2 separate regions of the Homo sapiens genome follow, and region 1 is linked to region 2. A link is a loop called in an ENCODE intact Hi-C map of the cell type or tissue named here. Cell type or tissue: PC-3. All regions are shown on one strand. Links, peaks and the distances in the headings refer to the core of each region. The heading gives the core; the rest is flanking DNA.

Region 1 (6,363 bases), core at 1,852-4,351, 140 kb before region 2:
TGAAACCCCATCTCTACTAAAAAATACAAAAAAAAAATAGCTGGGCGTGGTGGCAGGCACCTGTAGTCCCAGCTACTCAGGAGGCTGAGGCAGGAGAATGGTGTGAACCCAGGAGGTGGAGCTTGCAGTGAGCCAAGATCATGCCACTGCAGTCCAGCCTGGGTGACAGAGCGAGACTCCATCTCAAAAAAAAAATCTCCTCCCTAACAAAGTTCCCAGGTAAAATGCTTGAACCTTATGGACTAAGAAGCGCTGGGCTAAATGACCTTTGCAGATTCCTCCTGTGATGGTTAATATTGAGTGCCAACTTGATTGGATTGAAGGATGCAAAGTGTTGTTCCTGGGTGTGTCTGTGAGGGTGTTGCCAAAGGAGATTAACATTTGAGTCAGTGGACTGGGAAAGGCAGACCCACCCTCAGTCTGGGTTGGCACAGTCTAATCAGCTGCCAGTGCGGCCAGAATAAAAGCAGGCAGAAGAACGTGAAAAGACTAGACTGGTTTAGCCTCCCAGCCTACATCTTCCTCCCATGCTGGTTGCTTCCTGCCCTCAAATATCAGACTCCAGGTTATTCAGCTTGGGGACTCAGACTTGCTCCTTGCTCCTCAGCTTGCAGCCAGCCTATTATGGGACCTCATCTTGTGATCGTGTGAGTCAATCCTCTTAATAAATTCCCCTTTATATATAAATCCATCCTATTAGTTCTGTCCCTCTAGAGAACCCTGACTAATACACTTCCTACTTGAGGATTTCATGAGCTGCCACTAGTTGAGAAGTGGTGCAGCCCCTCTGGGGAGGGAGGCCCGGCTGCTAAGGAAGTGGGAGGCACACTGGTATTCTCCTCCCAAGCCACAGCTCTCCACATGCCTTCTGTACAGGGGAGAAAGTACACCTTTCTCCTCATCCTCAAGGGTACCGTAGCTTTAGGTCCTCTGAACACACGAGACCTTCTGTAGCAAATACCTGGGAGCCCAGACAGCTTGTAGAGATTATCTGTGCCTCCCTCAGAACCATGGAGGACTCCCAGAGCAAGGAGGGAGGCAGGCAGTCCAGTGGTCTCTGCAGATCCTAGCTCTCCTCTCACTTGTAAAAGCTATCTGCATGCCTCCCTGGGGGCCACAGGTGACAGGGAGTGCCCAATTTCTGATCTGTTGAAGAATCATAAACCAACTAATATATTTTTTTCCGAAGGTTTTTAAAAACTCATTTTTGCATAAATTATTCATAAATACCAATGAGAAAAAGAACACCCAAAACTAATATAGAGAGTGAGGGGTCTCAAGACACAGTCAACAACCCTTTTGACTAAGAGGATCTAGTTCACAGACACACACACAGAGAGTGTGTTCACCCAGCTGCTGATATTAACTACTACTGCCTTAGTCAACTCTGGCTGCTGTAACACAATACCATAGACTGGGTGGCTCAAACAACGGATGTCAATTTTCTCACAGTTCTGGAGGTGTCTTACAGTCCAAGATCAAAGTACCAGCAGATGTGATTCTTGGTGAGGGCTCTCTTCCTGGCTTGCAGATGGCTGCCTTCTTGCTATGTCCTTGCATGGACTTTCCTTGGTGTGTACCCATGGAGAGAGAGCAAGAAAGAAAGCTCTAGTCTGTCTGTCTTCCTGTTCTTATAAGGGCACTAATCCAATCATGGGGCTCTGCCCTCAGGACCTCATCTATTAATAGTACCACCAGGTTGGGGATTAGGACTTGAACTTATGAACTTTGGAGGGACACAAACATTCATTCCATAACAACTACCAAAGTAGTAGACTTCAGAGCGATTGTTTTCTAATCCATATTTTTCCCCTCAAATCATATGTTCTTGGCTAATACTAATATTGAGTGCCCTAAGACTACATGTTAGAGAAATAGAAAATTTTAGATTATCCATCTTCATAATAACTAGTAGTGCTGTAGAAATGCAGTTCATCAGTCTCTAGGGTCTCTCTATTCTACCATTTCAGGTGGGCTGTGGTCCTATGGTCAAGTCAAAGAGAAGCTGCACTGAATATTTATTCACAGTAAGGACAGCAGTTGAGATCAGAGGCTCTAGAGTTAGAATGACCTGGGTTCAAATGTGACTCTATGACTTCCTACCTGTGACCTTTCCAAACTTTGATTTCCCCATCTATAAAATGGAGGGAATGACAGTACCTTCTATCATTATATATTATTATGTAGTTATGAGGGTTAAGTAATACATGAAAAGCCCTGCCACAGGGTAGAGACTAGATACACAGTGGCTATTACTATTGTTGCAGTTGGTATCATCAGATGTGATACTTATGTTTTCCTAGCTCATATGTGCTCTTTCTACTATCATGCCGAGATCTCCAAGGAGCAGGGATTAAGCTTCCCTCAACAGAATTCCTCTTGTCTTCTTGAGGTTACAAAAGGTCTCCTGCTTCAAGTAACTCAGGGAGCTGCCAATGTAAGGCTCTGCCCTTGTGGGGCATAAGAACTGTTGTGGCCACTTGCCTGTCTACTGGCGCAAAAACTCCTCCAGAGTCCTGGGCATCCAGTAAAACTTGCAGCACAAGTTAGGCCTTTTTTTTTTTTTTAGAGAAGCCAAGAGTCCTCCTCCACCTCCCCAAGCCTCACCGCCCCACTCTATTGAGCAGTGATCTTCATTCACACCTTGACTACCCACTGCCCATTTCCCCTTACATGACTCTTCACCCCTGAGTACATATATGTCATGTACTGGCCTTCAAGAGTGATCTTTCATTTCAGCTTTCATTTCTTCCAGGATTCCCCAGGATCAACCATCTGAGCAGATACCTTGGAATGTCCCCAGATTTCAGAGGTAAGTCACTAGTACTGTCCCACAGTAGTAGACATCATTTCTGCCCTGCCCCTGTGGTCCTAACCATATGCAGTGACATCAAAATCTGGTGTCATATCTCATGGAAGACCCATACCCCCAAAGCCCTTCATCCCATTCCCTTTATCCAGTGCTCATAAACCATGTGAATGACCTGGCCTGCCAGGTAAAGGCCTTGAGCCCTGCTCCTTTTTCAGCCACTCCCAATCAATCTGCCATCATCTCTTCCAGGAAGCTTCCTGCCTTCTCTCCCAAGCCAAGCTGGATTAGGGACCCCTACATTGAGCTCACCCTGTACTTATCTCTATCGTTAACCACTGTACTGGAATGATCTGTGCCTCCATCTGCCTCCCACGCTAAACTGAGTTCCAGGAGGGCTGGGGCCATGTGTTATTCATCTCTGCATCTCCAGCATTTAGACTGTGACTAATATATAGTAAGCAGGCAGTACATGTTGAAAGAAATAAATAAAGGTGGGGAGAGGAAGGGAGGAGGGAAAAGAAAGAAAGCAAGGAAGAAAAAAAGAAGAGGGCGGGCGCAGTGGCTCACGCCTGTAATCCCAGCACTTTGGGAGGCCGAGATAGGTGGATCACAAGGTCAGGAGATCGAGACCATCCTGGCTAAGGCAGTGAAACCCTGTCTCTACTAAAAATACAAAAAAATAGCTGGACATGGTGGCGGGCGCCTGTAGTCCCAGCCAGTTGGGAGGCTGAGGCAGGAGAATGCCGTGAACCTGGGAGGCAGAGCTTGCAGTGAGCTGAGATTGCACCACTGCACTCCAGCCTGGGCGGCAGAGAGAGACTCCGTTTCAAAAAAAAAAAAAAGAAGAAGAAGAAAGGGAAAAGGAGGAAGGTAAGGAAAGAATGAAAGTCATAAGAAGAAGGAAATAATGAGAATAGGCTGGATCGAATTCTGTAGAATAATTCCCAATGTCCCTGAACAGTGACGCTAAAGCCCATCCTTCTCTATATTTAATCTTCCAACATCTTCTTCTCTGTTACTAGTATAAAAACAGAATAAGTTTATATGGGCCCATTAAAATCATTGTCTAAATAATCATGATGATTCCTGGAGCCCTAGGTCATCAGAAACCCCTATAAAGTCCTCTCTAATGACAGCAGGACATAAAACCATCACCAAACACAAACACTGAACCCTTTCCTCGTCACAAATACACACTCCACTCAGCGGCCAAGGTCAGTCACTTCTTGTGTACATGAACCCTCCCCGGTCCGCCCCTGCTGACAAACATTTCCACACACATCCAAGGAGAATGAGAGAGGGACCAAAAAGCTCTTAGGAATTCAGTGGCATAATCACCTTACAGGTATCACCACAAATGGAGAGGGGCAGGAACCCAGAAAGGCAAAAGGCAAAACAAAACAGCTAGATAATCAAGAAAGTATCCACATGTTTACACACACACACCTACTCAACAGTTTAACTTCCCTAATAATGTTTTGCTCCGATTAATAATTAAATGGCCTGTGTACTTTGAATAGACGCCAACTACTTCTCAGCAAGGAGAAGTGGTAGAGAACATATCAACGAGGTCAGCCCGGAATGAAAATGAGCCAGTCCACCATGAAGATAATCAAGAGCTTCTTGCATTCATTCCCTGTATCTGCTCAAAATTTTTAATTCAAATTTGCTTAACTCAAAATTTTGTTTAAGTCAAAATTTTAGGGATTAGAGATGAGGTGTGGAGAAAGTTCACTTTAACAACTTTGTTCTATTCCAGCCAATTCAGTCATTGTTCTCTCCACACAGAATAGAAGCAATAGTTTGATCCTGAAGCCTGAGCTAAACTCTGTTGGTTGTGTTTGGAGGACAGCTCCCCTTGGCTTTGTGGGCTAACCCCCATGTGTCCTCTCTCTCCCTTCAGCAGATGCTCCCTTACGGATACCACGCCATCCCTCTGAACACAGTATATATTCCTCATGATTCATTGTGGTCAGGAATTTAATTACTGACCACAAATTTTGTGGGAATTATCTCCCAGGGAATTGGGAAAATGAGTGTGATTGTAGGAAAAGATAATCTATTACAGATTATTTTTAAAATAATGTCAAATGTTAATCTTGTATATGGGAAGAGAGGGAAAGACTAAGTTAAAGATAGCAGAAGGTCTGAGGGATCCCAACTAGTGCTCAGGTAAGGAGGATGGGAAAGAGGGAAAGGAGAATGCGAAGGAAGAAGGCATATTTGGACAAAAGGCACATGCCACATGGAATCGTTTTCCCCCAATCAAAGGAGTGTGGGTGCTTCCCAGGAGGGCACAGTGTCACTCTCCAGGTACCCACCTGGCATGGAGGCAGGGGGGCCTGCCCGTGCCTGCCTCTTTCCCACTCTCCTTTTTCTTCCTTCTTCCTCCCTGCCTCCTTTCCTTCCATCCACTTTTACTGACCACCTGTGTGTTAGGTGCTGTGGAGGTGGTGGGAATATAAAAACAACAGAAGAGTCTCTAATGTCCAGTCATTAAGCAGTAGCTAGTAACCAACAAGTTCAGCAAAGCAAGCTATGCAACCATATCACAGGGCTTGTGCTAATAAATGTGGCGGGGCCCAGTGTGCCTCAGTGGAGGCAGCAGCCATTTCCACCTGGCAGCCAATAGTTGATTTCAGCAACAATATTGTTCTCAAAATTTCCCCACACCTACCGCTCTAGAATAAAAGAAAATAGAGACATGACAACCAAATGCAATGTAAGAGTTTTGATTGGATCTTGTTTGAAAAAAAAACATCCAAAGTCCATTGACTTTGGAGAATCAGAAGAGGGAGGATGAGAGAGGGGTATGGGATAAAAAACTACATATTGGGTACAATGTACACTACTTGGGTGATGGGTGCATGAAAATGTCAGACGTCACCACTCTGCGGTTCATCCACGTAACCAAAAACATTTGTACCCCAAAAGCTACTGAAATTTTTTAAAACACACACACACACAAACATCTGTTAGAAGACATATTGGGAAACATTTTGGAAAATGTTATATGATTTGGGAATTGGGAACCAGGGGATATTAGGTAATTATCATTAATTTTCTTAAGTGTAAAAAAGGTTACTGTGAGTATGTCAGAGGATGTCCTTATTTTAAAGAGATGTGTGCTGAAGTATTTAGGGATGATGTCTGTATCTTACATTGAAATAGTTTAGGAAAAAACATATATTTGGTAAAATGTATACAACTGTAGAATCTAGAAGAGGGATTTCAGTGTCAACTGTACTATTATTTCACCTTTTCTATGCATTTGAAATTTTTTATAATAAAAAATTTGAATAAAAAATTATCTCCACTTGCTAGCTGTAGGCCTTTAGTAGAATAAAGCCTTCTGTGTGTCAATTAGCTAACAAATAATCATAACTAACATTTGTCATGTGACAGGCAATGCTGAGAGCTGGCATGCAATAATTTCAGTATGAGCTTTTCTTTACAGAGAGGAAAACCGAGGCTTGGCAAGGTTAAGTTCTTATCCCAAGGCACGCAGATAGTAACTGTCAGGGCCAGATCCCAGCCTGGCTTTGATCTGG
Region 2 (6,363 bases), core at 2,122-4,621:
CATCACTGGTTCCCCCAAAACTATTGAAATTTTTTAAAAAAGGAGAGATCACTATATATATACTATTTCGTAATATTTTATCTCAAGCAAATTTATTTTTATTGTGTATATAGGCTATAATGTGATGTTTTGATACATGCATACATTGTAGAATGATTAAATCAAGCCAACTAACATCACTTCATATATTTTTGTGGTAAGAACATTTAAAATCTACTCAGCAATTTTCAAGTACATAGTACGTTATTCTACTCTCTGCTCCTATGAGTTCAACTTTTTAAGATTCCACAAGTGAGATCATGCAGTATTTGTCTTTCTCTGTCTGGCTTATTTCTCCTAGCATAATGTCTTTCAGGTTCATCCCTGTTGTTGCAAATGACATTAACTTTCTTCTTTTTCAAGGCTGAATAGTAGTCCATTGTGTATATACATCATATTGTCTTTATCTGATGAATACTTAGGTGATTCCATATCTTGGCTATCGTGAATAGTGCTGCAGTGAACATTGGAGTGCAGGTATCGCTTCCACATACTGCGATCACTTTTTTTGATATATACCCAAAAGTGAAATTGCTGGATCATATGGTAGTTCTATTTTCAATTTTTTGAGAAACTGCCATTCTGTTTTCCTTAATGGCTATACTAATTTACATTCCCACCAGTGTACAAGGGTTCCCTTTTCTCCACATCCTTACCAATACTTGTTACATTTTGTCTTTTTGATAAAAGCTATCCTAACAGGTGTGAGGGGATATCTCATTGTGGTTTTGATTTACATTTCCCTGATGATTGGTGATGCTGAGCAGTTTTTCATATACCTGTTGGGCATTTGTATGTCTTCTTTTGAGAAATGTCTATTCAGGCCCTTTGTCCATTTTAAAATTAGGAATAACCTGCTTCTTAATATATTGTGAACATTTCCCACATTAATACAGATTTATCATTTTTAATAGCTACAATGTATTCTAAGGTATAGGTATTCTACAACACATTTAACGCTGCCATTAGCATTCTTATATAAACTGTTGAGCAATGCTAGGGCAGAAAGGCACTGCACAGGGGCTCTCAAACAGGAATGCACAGATCTAAAACCTGGCACAATCACTTACTATGTGACTTGGGCATAACCCTTTATCTCTTTGGACTCAGATTCTATATCTGTTAAAGGAGATAGTTTTTCTTTTCACAAGAAGCCATTCAATCAATTATTTGTTAAGGTTATCAGGCCTCACATGGCTTCCCACTTTATTTTACAAATGACTACTATTTTCCACAAGGCAAAAAACATTCAGAATCTCAGTGCTTGCTCTCTGTAAATCAAATCAAACTTAGTAAATAGGACTTCTGTATGTGTACCTGTCCCTTTGTTTACATACAATGGCAAGTACTTCAGGCAAATTTTTATGAACTTCATGCTTCTTCCCTCTCGGGCCCTACCACAGACAACACTTTCTCAATTTCCTTCTGAGCTTTCTAGATTGCTGAAATAGCATTCCTGTCTTCAAATAACAAGGGTATTTATTTATTCTCAGTCACAAAGCCTTTGAATTGTTAACTATAATTTTTAATTCAGTTTAATTACCTAATTGCATTTATATCCAGCTGAATTTAGGATGGGCTGATATAAAAATGCAATCTCTCTTTTAGCATAAATAAAGATTGGCAAGTACTCACTTTAGTCAGTTAATTATCCTGTCCTTTTTTTACCCTGTGTTTTTCACTCCTAAAGCAGTCTTGCCTTGAGAGAGAGAAATTCTACAAATTGACTTTTGCCTAAACTTTTCTCATCAACCATATGTTTAGAACCAGCCAAAATGATACTGCTCTTTTAATAAGGATAATTACTGAAAAACCCCATTTTGTCATAAGATGCCATGAAAAGGACTTAGTAACAGGGACCTATTCATGAAACCTCTGGTTATGGTTCTCACACTAACGCTCTAGAGCTTGATAACAGCTATTTTTTTCAGCAGAAAAGGAAGTTTTCATTTGCTGCACTCCTCGGTGCAGGTTAATAGTCACTGCACAGCTGCCACAGTCATCTGTTCCATTTAAGTGGGTCAAAGTGTACATTTAGGGCAGAAAGTCCTAAAATTTTATGAGTCCTATAATATGCCGATTAACAAGGCAGGATTGGGGAAGAAGGAAGAGCTGGGACAGGGACAAACCAGGTATCTAGGTTTCTGAAACTTGCATGGCACACACTGGAGTATTTACTGATAAGGCTGGTATGAAATTGATGTGTTGGAAAGTTGGGGCATTTCCTCTTCCTTCAGGATGTCATGGTGAAAGAGGAAGTGGTCCATGGGGGTCAAAGAAATTTTGTTAGCTTTGAAGGTTAGCAAATGCTGGGTCAAATTTAAGTGTGTGTATATGTTTTTTAAACAGTAACTACATTATAACAGTATGAAAGTTAATGGTAAAAAAATTCAACCAGTACAGAGGGGAAGAGGGTGGAAACAGGATCCTCTTTTCAACTTTTTCATTTCACTTTTACATTCTTGTGCATTCCGCAATTTTCTCTGTGCCTATTTAGCACATACAAAGGTATATATGTATCAGACCTTAAAAAACCCCAAAATACAAATGGATTATACTATATATATATCTGTACATGTTCTGCCATTTGCTCTTTTATTTTTACGTCTCTTCATGTAAGTACACATAGATGCATTGCATTATTTTTAACAGGTGCATAGCATGCCATTATATGGGCCTACACATTTAAATATGGCATGCCATTTTCTTTAGTACTTCATCTACTTAAGTGGACTAACTCCTTATTGACCTTAAGCAATATATGAGATTTGATGACATGGTAGCATAGACTGAGTTATTGCCCTAAATGCTTCCTAAAGTCAGTTCCTTCGAAGAATTATACAGAGTCTACTAACAGTTTGCAGCTTCTTTCTTTGTTTTTTGAGACGGAGTCTTGTCTTGTCGCCCAGGCTGGAGTGCAGTGGCATGATCTCGGCTCACTGCAACCTTTGCCTCCTGGATTCAAACAATTCTCCTGCCTCAGCCTCCCGAGTAGCTGGGATTACAGGCGTGTGCCACCATGCCTAGCTAATTTTGTATTTTTAGTAGAGATGGGGTTTTGCCATGTTGGCAAGACTAGTCCCGAACTCCTGACCTCAGGTGATGCGCCTGCCTCGGCCTCCCAAAGTATTGGGATTACAGGCGTGAGCCACCGTGCCCAGCCAGCTTCTTTCTATATGAGTTTGCCATCTGGCCTCAGCCTGCCTTTTCAGTCTTATCATGTACTTTGCTATTCTAGGATCACGTTACAGGACACTACTAGTTGCTTCCTGAACAAGCTGTGTACTGTCACATTTCTTTGTTCATGTGGTTTTCTTGCCAAGTCAGCTCCTCCTTTGCCAGGCAGAAATTCTTCTCATGTTTCAAGGCTCTGATGACAATGTTAACTCCACTGTGAAGAATTCACAACTTCTTTCCTCTTCTCCCACAGAGCTCTCCTCTCACAGGGGAAGTAGGTTCTCAGAGCCCCTTGTTTACACAGCTAATGGCTGTGTGCTATAGTTTTTGAATCTGCCTCCTAGACTAGACTGTGAGCCTCGAGGGCAGCTAATAATGGTTTACTCATCTTTAGGCCCAGTGCCCCTATAGTGCGTAGTAAGGAATTATTAAACAATGTTTGTTAAGTTTCATTACTGCTGACAAGGATACAGGTGAGGTTCTAGGGATCAGAAAATTGACTCTATAATTATCCTGCTGACTTGTGAGACTGCAGCAAGCAACTGAGGCAGAATAGGTAGGGTTTCCTTCTCTTTAGGATAAGGATAATCAACTTTATCACTCAATAATGCCTAAACCAGAGGTTCTCAATCCTCGCTACATAACAGACCTCCTTGGAGCTTTGTAAAAATACAGGTCCAGTCCCATTGAATCAATCACTGGGGATACACGGACTTGAAAAGCTCCCCAAGTAGCTATGATGCATAGCCAAGATTGAGGACTATTGGTTTCAACAGTGCTATGAGATCTCTGGCTAAAACATAGGGAAAGAGTGGTAAGCAATGAAGCAGGTGCCGGCTGGGAAAGGTAGGGCAGGAGAAAAAGAGGCTATGTCTTAGCACTTAAACCCTTCCAATTAATGTGTTAACTGAGGGGGTTTACAAGCCAGGGCCAGAAGTGAAGATAAGCAGCCCAGGACAGCAATGAAAGGTTGGCGTGGCAATTAGAAGCTTGGGAAAGCAGGGGAACATGATTTTCAAGATGGCAATGTGATTAGAAGCAGCAAATCTGTGGCTGGAAGCTGGCTTAGAGAGTCGAATGGTCAGTGTGCCAGCCTTTGAAAACCCGTGTCAGGTTGTTGCTTCGTAGTGCTCTTCAGAGTAACCCTAGCATCACCCAGAAATGGAGTAATCTAGGCATAACTCTTACTCTGATCTTAACCTGAACTTTTGCCTTGCTCTGCTAGGTTCTTTTTTTTTTTTGAGACAGAGTTTTGATCTGTCGCTCAGGCTGGAGTGCAGTGGCGTGATCTCCACTCACTGCAAGCTCCGCCTCCCGGGTTCACGCCATTCTCCTGCCTCAGCCTCCCGAGTAGCTGGGACTACAGGCGTGTGCCACCATGCCCGGCTAATTTTTTTTGTATTTTTAGTAGAGACGGGGTTTCACCATGTTAGCCAGGATGGTCTCGATCTCCTGACCTCGTGATCCACCCACTCGGCCTCCCAAAGTGCTGGGATTACAGGCGTGAGCCACCGCACCCAGCCTGCTCTGTTAGGTTCTAAAGAAGGCAGTGCTGCAGAGTGGTTCTGAGCATGTGTTCTAGAATCAGACTGCAAGGGTTCAATTATAGACTCTGGTTCTACAACTTCATAGCTATGAGATTTTAAGCAAGTCTAACTTCCTTGACCTTCAGTTTCAGTTGTTTTCATAATTAAATGAGATAATCCAAGTAGGTCCTTAGAATAATTATGCTAGGAGTCAATAGTGGCTAAACGTTGTTATTATTACAACTCACATTTGGTCAATATGTAACTTTTTTGGTGACTTGGCTTCTAATACTAAGGATAATTAATGGCACACTAAAAGTACATAGTTAAAAGCAAGATACTTTTCATCACAAATTTTAAGAAATGGTATAGTCATTAACACAAGAATTCCACCTTTGGGAATCTTATTTTAATGGGAAGGGGGACCCTAAATTCAGGGAGGAAAAAACCCCAAGTTTTAAAATATTTGAAACAAATGTTTAAACTACAGTAGAATAGCTAGGTAAATTATGGAACATTTACTCAAGTGTAGTATTTGAAATAGTGTTGCAAAAAAGATAACATAGAAAGTACTTAAGGCTGGGTGCAGTGGCTCATGCCTGTAATCCCAGCACTTTGGGAGACTGAGGTGGGTGGATTGCTTGAGCTCATAGTTGAGCCCAGCCTGGGCAACATGGCGAAACCCCATCTCTACAAAAAATACAAAAATTATCCAGGCGTGGTGGTGCATGCCTGTAGTCCCAGCTATTGGGAGGCTGAAGTGGTAGGATGGCTTGAGAGAAATCAAATGCGTATTCAGTACAACTATGGTTCTGTTAAAAAGAATCTCTATGTATAAGGGAAAAACCTCAAAAAATAACTGGAAATGTCATTTAAAATTATGTCAAAGTGGAGGGAATACTGATGACTTTTTTTTAAAATCAGTATTCTCTAATGGCCTCATATGATTCTTTTCTTTTATATTTTCTAAAATGAGAGAGAGAAAAGTACATATAACGACAGGCAATAGAAAGACATCCAAGTTCATGGACCAGAAGATTTAACATTATTACGATGTCAATACTTCCATAACTGATCTACACAGTCACTGCAATTCCTATCAAAATCCTAGCTGGCTATTTTGCAAACAATGACAAGCTGAAACTAAAATTTGTATAAAAGAGACCCAGAACAGTCGAGACAATCTTGAAATAAAAGAAGAAAACAGAAGTAGGATTTCAAAACCTACTACAAAGCTACAGTAATGAAGACAATGCAGAACCATAATAAGGACAGATACATAGATCAATGGAATTGAGAAGTCAGAAATAAACCCTCACATTTATGGTCAATTGATTTTTGGCAGATTTTTACCAAGGGTGCCATGACGATTCAATGGGCTAAAGAATAGTCTCTTTAACAAGTGATGGTGAGAAAGTTAAATATCCATATGTAAAAAATTTGAATGCCTAACTCACACCATAACACAAAAATAAACTCAAAACGAATCACAGGCCTAAACTAAAAAACTAGAAGAAAGCATTGGAGTAAATCCTTGTTACCTCAGAAGAGGCAATAGTTTCTTTGATTTAACATCAAAAGCATAAGTGACAAAGGAAAAAACAGATAAACTGAACTTCAT

What was found. Hi-C counts contacts between places; a loop is a spot of excess contacts. Peaks named below come from ENCODE experiments on the same cell type or tissue, not always from the same donor. Only the 100,000 strongest peaks of a DNase experiment are listed, where the experiment ranks them.
Region 1: a loop joins it to region 2, with 2.5 times the contacts of the local background. A loop is called at or near these places in 11 of 110 quality-filtered maps.

Annotation. Positions count from the first base shown.
Region 1 is chr1:212,226,652-212,233,014 of GRCh38, reverse strand. It overlaps LINC02608 (long intergenic non-protein coding RNA 2608), which reads left to right. Exons shown (of 4, transcript NR_125984.1): 3 at 2,756-2,812. Among named protein-coding and RNA genes, the nearest start is that of LINC02608, 55 kb to the left of the region's middle. In PC-3, for the core only: no CTCF peak of the experiment used is centred there; a DNase peak (open chromatin) is centred at 3,224; H3K27me3 peaks cover 111 bases.
Region 2 is chr1:212,085,644-212,092,006 of GRCh38, reverse strand. The region is part of intron 13 of DTL (denticleless E3 ubiquitin protein ligase adapter); the gene reads right to left. Among named protein-coding and RNA genes, the nearest start is that of MIR3122, 11 kb to the right of the region's middle. In PC-3, for the core only: no CTCF peak of the experiment used is centred there; a DNase peak (open chromatin) is centred at 3,356; H3K27ac peaks cover 1,337 bases.